2 separate regions of the Mus musculus genome follow, and region 2 is linked to region 1. Evidence: chromatin loops called from intact Hi-C (ENCODE). Cell type or tissue: heart. All regions are shown on one strand. Links, peaks and the distances in the headings refer to the core of each region. The heading gives the core; the rest is flanking DNA.

Region 1 (2,904 bases), core at 109-2,608:
GTGGCAGAGACTTGCCTACCGTGCCTAGGTTCCATTCCCAGCACAAAATACATACATAAGTAATTCAGCTAGTAATGACTGAATCCGACAAATTTTTAGGAACCTTTCTATAGCCCTGCACCTCTCTTGTGTTTGGAACATAAGCCTCTGACATCAGGACATCCAGACATTCTCACCCAATCCCACTAGAGAAGGGACCTCGTGTTTTCTTGGTTGTAAGACAGACACATCCAGCCAGACATAGTATGTAGGAAAGGGAAGCACCCAGAGGTGCTTGAGTGGATAGTAGTGAACCGGAGGCTTCAAGTCTGCAGCTGTTGGGCGGTCTCCGGATTTCTGATGAAGCGAGATGGGTCCAAATCTGAACCCTTTCTAGAAAGAGTCAGTATATTGTGTGTGTGACCCCAGAGTGCCTATGGCTAGCTAGAATCAGAAATGACTTAAACCCCTAATCCTGGTACCTAGACTTACATGCTTCTGAACTAGGTTGCCCCACTGAAGCCTATAACCTCATTTGTAAAACTGGGGTCGCCATACCAACTATGTAAAGCAGACCGGGCTACATTTGCCATCTTCGGACAGATAGGGGGATTTACCTTTCTTAGGCAACTGGGCAGGGCTAAGTATTGTTAAAATGACAGGGTGTGGTCACATACCTTTCATCCTAGCACTCACAGGCATAGACTTTGTAAGTTTTGAAGTCAGCCTGGTCAACATAGTTTCAGGCCAGCCATGGCTACGTAGAAGTGAGACACTGTCTCAAAAAAAAAAAAATCTGTTAAAATGGAGGACTGGAGAGATGGCTCAACAATTAAGAGCACTAGCTTTTCTTGCAGAAGTCCTAGGTTCAATTCCCAGCACCACATGAAGGCTCACAACCAGTTCCAGGAGGTTTAATATCTTCTGGTCTCTGAGGGCACCAGGCACACACGTGGTACACAGGCAGGAAAGCAAAACACGTCCATAGAAAATAAAAATAAATTTTAAAAAATGAAAACATTTCTGTTAAGATGACAATTGAATGTTAATGATAAGCTCGTTAGATGCTGATGGCAAGTACTTTATTGTCCCAGTTTGTGCAAATAAGTACAGGCTGAGGGATGGTGAATGTGGCTTCCTAATTGACAGCTTTTGGCCTCACCCTTTGCTGCCCTGGCTTTTTTTTTAGTCAGCCAGCCAGCCAGACTACCCATCTGCCACCATTCTGAACACTCCTTAGACACCTGAGAAAACAACGCAGTGAACAGAGTTGATTATCCCTCTCCTAAAGGCACAGCCTCAATCAGAGAGCTGTTTGAAACAGTTCACACCAGACTTTTTTTTTCTTTTTTTTCCGAGACAGGGTTTCTCTGTGTAGCTCTGGCTGTCCTGGAACTCACTCTGTAGACCAGGCTGGCCTCAAACTCAGAAATCCCCTTGCCTCTGCTTCCCAAGTGCTGGGATGGATTAAAGGTGTGAGCCACCACTGCCCGGCTACACCAGACATTTTTAAACCTACACACCTGGAACTCTAGATGACCCTGTAGTCATCTCAGGCTAGAAAGGAGGACTATTTCCCATGATTGGCCAGCAGAGGGCCTACTGTGACTGAGGAGACAAGGCTGTGATTGGCATAAACATTCTCTAGCCAGGTAAGCAGACTGGCTGTTCCAGCTCAGGCCGTGAGTCACGCGAAAGCTCTCCTCTCCTACCTCTTGTGTTGCCGGTTTAGATTTAGTAAAAGGCATCTCTACAGGGGTTTTTCTTGCCTGTTTTTTTTTTTTTTTGGGGGGGGGGGTTCGAGACAGGTTTTCTCTGTATAGCCCTGGCTGTCCTGGAGTTCACTTTGTAGACCAGGCTGGCCTCGAACTCAGAAATCCGCCTGCCTCTGCCTCTGCCTCCCGAGTGCTGGGATTAAAGGCGTGCGCCACCACGCCCAGCTCTTCTTGCCTGTTTTTAATAGAGCTGACTGAATTGGTAGCATGAGAAAGAGCAGATGAGTAGCTGTGGTACTGTGACAGCACAGCTGCCCAGCACATTGGGAAATGCACAGTCATGCAGTCCATGGTTTGACAGGTCAGAGGGGAACTGCATGCAAACATTTTGCTTCACAGATTCATAAAGAGCCTGTAGGATAAAAGACAAATGGATGCAGACAGTGGTGACAGGCACATCTCTTCTGAGTCGGAGGCCAGCCTGATCTACAGAGAGAATTCCAGGACAACCAGGGCTACACAGAGAAACCCTGTGTCTCAAAAAACAAAACGAAACAAAACCAGAAAGACAAATGACCCAGGCTTGATCTACACGAGCTCTTGGACACCCAGGGCCATGTAGAGAGATCTGGGTAAAAACAAAATGTACCAAAAAAAAAAAAAACAAACAAACAGACAGACAAACAAACAAAAAAACACAACAACACAACCGTAAAAGAGACTGAAAGAGCCAAAGGAAGCACGAAGGACTCCCTAGACAACAGCAAATATCAAGGGAAACCCTTGCCTGGCAGTGGTGGCACATGCCTTTAATTCCAGCAGTTGGGAGGCAGACGAAGGTGGATTTCTAAGTTCAGGCCAGCCTGGTCTGCAGAGTGAGTTCCAGGACAGCCAGAGCTACACAAAAAAACCCTGCTCCCCCCCCCCCAAAAAAAAAAAGAAAGAAAAGAAAAGAAGAAGAAGAAGGGAAGCCCTCTTGGAGGGGTTAGGAACTAGACCAGTGCTTGCTGTGTGATACTCCCCACCACGGTGACAGTGGACTAAGCCTCTGAAACTGTAAGCAAGGGCCAATTAAACACTTCCTTTTGGGGGCTGCAGAGAAATGGCTCAGCAGTTAAGACCTCTTCCAGAAGTCCTAAATTCAATCCCAACAACCACATGGTGGCTCACAACCATCTATAATGGGATCCGATGCCTTCTTCTGGCACTG
Region 2 (2,904 bases), core at 221-2,720, 170 kb after region 1:
ATTGATCTTCTTGGTAGAGCCCAGGAGCTCTGTGGAGAGAGGGAGACCCAGTAAGGAAAGGTGGTCCAGACCCTGTTAAGAATAGGAGATTGTAGCAGTGATCTGCCTGGCTGCTCTAGCAAGGTCTTAAATCTCTAGTTGCACATCCAGCTCTGCAGGGACTCAGCTCCAGGTGGCAGCAACTTGAGCCTTGGTTTACCATTGCACTCATATGTGAACATCAGCCTGTCTTCATCTGGGAATGGGAGATCAGCCCATGTACCACATGGGCACACACATGTGCACATGCACCCCTCCCTTAAGATGCTGGCTCAGCACCTGCCATTGGTGGGAGGGAGAGAGCCAGCCCCATCTGTCTCTCAGAAGGACCCAGATGGGGCCGGGGGTGGCTGAAGAGGCTGGAACACCCGGAAGTGGGGTATTTCTGGGGGAAGGACTATGTTTCCAGGCCCTCTTGCTGCCAGCTCTGGCTGCCATGTGGATAAACCCTACAGCCCTGCAGGGTGAAGGAAAGGCTGTCTTGTGGGCAAGGGGCTCCACGTAACTGATGCTAATGGCCACCTTGCCCACAAAAGCCATGTTCAGACTCCATATTCAGACCAACTGAAACCCCAGGGCCCCACACTCTTTCTCTTCTGGGGTCTCTCTCATCTTGGGGCCTCCCTCACCCTGGCTTTCTTTAGAGCTTTCAGAAGAGGAGCCCACCAAAGCCATCCCAGTGGGCCCTTGTCCACCGGACTCTTGCCAACCCCCTGCCTGTCTGGGCCATGGTTATATAACCCATTTGTGGGTCAGTCACTCTGGGGGGGGGGGCTGGAAGGACAGAAGCCCCTTTGTCCAGGCTCAGGACAGAGTTGGGGGTGGGGGACCCAAAGGCAGGGGAGCCAAGAGAGTAGAGTCACAGTGGGCTGGCTGTAGGGCTTAGCTTGGATTGGCTCAGCCTCAGCCACTGGGCACAGCATGTGAGTCTCTTGACAATTCCTGAAGCCCAGGAAGCCAGCTACACCTGAATTTGAATCTTTATTCTGACACTTCCTAGCACTGTGGCCTTGGCCATTAGGCTCTTCCATGAGCTAGAAAAGGTGGCATTCCCTGAGCTGATCAGATTCAGGACATTACTTGAACACAAGGCCTTGCTAACACCAGCTGGGCAGACCCCACATCTCACAGCCTCTCCTGGATAGAATGAAGGTAGCGCCACCTTCTGGTTCCTCCTGTGTTCTCAGATACTAGTTTATCAGTACTCAGATTCCAGTTTATCAACTGTAGAGCACTTTCCTAGTGGTCAACCAGCTTGAGCATTGAGAGTCAACCCTGACTGCCAGGTAGTGAGTGGCACACTCCTTTAATCCCAGAACCTGGGAGTCAGAGGCAGGCTGATCCCTGTGAGTTTGAGGCCATCCTGATCTACGTTGTAAGTTTCAGTATAGCCAGAGTCAGACAGCAAGACCCTGTCTTAAAATACACACATGCATGCATACATGCATACATACATACACACATACATACTACACCTACTACAGACAGACAGACAGACAGACAGACAGACAGACAGACAGACAGACAGACAGACAGACATGTTAAGCCAGGTGATGGTGGCGGTGTTGCATACCCTTAATCCCAATACTTGGTAGAAACAGGCAGATATATGTGAGCATGAGGCCACCTTGGTCTACAGAGTGAGTTCTAGGACAGCCAGGGCTACACAGAGAAACCCTGTCTCAAAACAACAACAACAACAACAACATGGCAATCTTGAGAGTCCTGCTCATGGATTTGAGTCGTGTTCTCAGGTATAGATATACTCAAAACACATTCCACTCCTACGCTTTTCACTGGGTCATGGTTAGCACCATGGGCTCGACTGGCACATCAGATAGGATCCCTGCCATTGCTTCCCCATTGGTATCACTACTGAGCCCTCCTACCCCTTGGTTTGTCCTTTGTACACACAAGTTGGAGCGCTGTTAAAATGCATTCCCAGCCAGACATAGTGGCATACACTTGTGACCTCAGCACTCACAAGAAAAATTAGAACAATCAGAAGTTCAAGGCCAAATTTGACTACATAGAAAGTTTGAGGCCTTCTTTTTTATTGGGGGGGGGGCAGAGGCAGGTGGATTTCTGAGTTCGAGGCCAGCCTGGTCTACAGAGTGAGTTCCAGGACAGCCAGAGCTACACAGAGAAACCCTGTCTCAAAACAAAACACACACACACACACACACACACACAAAAGAAAGTTTGAGGCCAACCTGGGTTACCTAAGACTCTGTAACAGAAAGGAAGGAAGGAAAGAGGGGAGAGAAGGAAGGTGGGAAGGATGGGAGGAAGGAAGGAAGGAAGGAAAGAAGGAAGGAAGGAAGGAAGGAAGGAAGGAAGGAAGGAAGGAAGGAAGGAAGGAAGGAAGGAAGGAAGGAAGGAAGGGCAGGCAAGCAGGCAGGCAGGCAAAACAAAACTTCTGAAAACCATAAGCTACAGTCAGATCTGGTACCTGTGCCTGTCATCAGAACACTCTGGAGGGGAAGACAGAGGGCTCCAAGTTCCAGCTCAACTTGAGCTGCAGGTTAGATCCTGTCTCAAAAAAACAAAACAAAACAAAACAAAACAAGCCATGGGGGTGGGGGAGGGGTGTGCAGAAATGAGACCAGGTAAAGGTGGTTGTCAGCACGGCCGAAGGTAGAGAGTGAAAGCTGAGTCACACAAATGTCCTCTGACGTGTGCATCACGACACTTGTACACACACATAAATCAATACAACACACATACATTAAAAATATGAATGGGTTTTTTTTTGGGGGGGGTTTTTTTTTTTTGGTTTTTCGAGACAGGGTTTCTCTGTGTAGCCCTGGCTATCCTGGCACTCACTTTGTAGACCAGACTGGCCTCGAACTCAGAAATCCGCCT

What was found. Hi-C counts contacts between places; a loop is a spot of excess contacts. Peaks named below come from ENCODE experiments on the same cell type or tissue, not always from the same donor. Only the 100,000 strongest peaks of a DNase experiment are listed, where the experiment ranks them.
Region 2: it touches region 1 in a loop (2.5-fold over the local background); 5 of 42 quality-filtered maps call a loop at or near these places.

Annotation. Positions count from the first base shown.
Region 1 is chr17:24,666,307-24,669,210 of GRCm38, reverse strand. No RefSeq gene overlaps it. Among named protein-coding and RNA genes, the nearest start is that of Zfp598, 1.9 kb to the left of the region's middle. In heart, for the core only: a CTCF peak has its summit at 1,562 (motif pointing right); a DNase peak (open chromatin) is centred at 1,580; H3K4me3 peaks cover 470 bases; H3K27ac peaks cover 194 bases.
Region 2 is chr17:24,493,091-24,495,994 of GRCm38, reverse strand. Caskin1 (CASK interacting protein 1) reads right to left here. Exons shown (of 20, transcript NM_027937.2): 2 at 1-29. Among named protein-coding and RNA genes, the nearest start is that of Caskin1, 5.8 kb to the right of the region's middle. In heart, for the core only: a CTCF peak has its summit at 1,187 (motif pointing left); no DNase peak of the experiment used is centred there; H3K27me3 peaks cover 761 bases.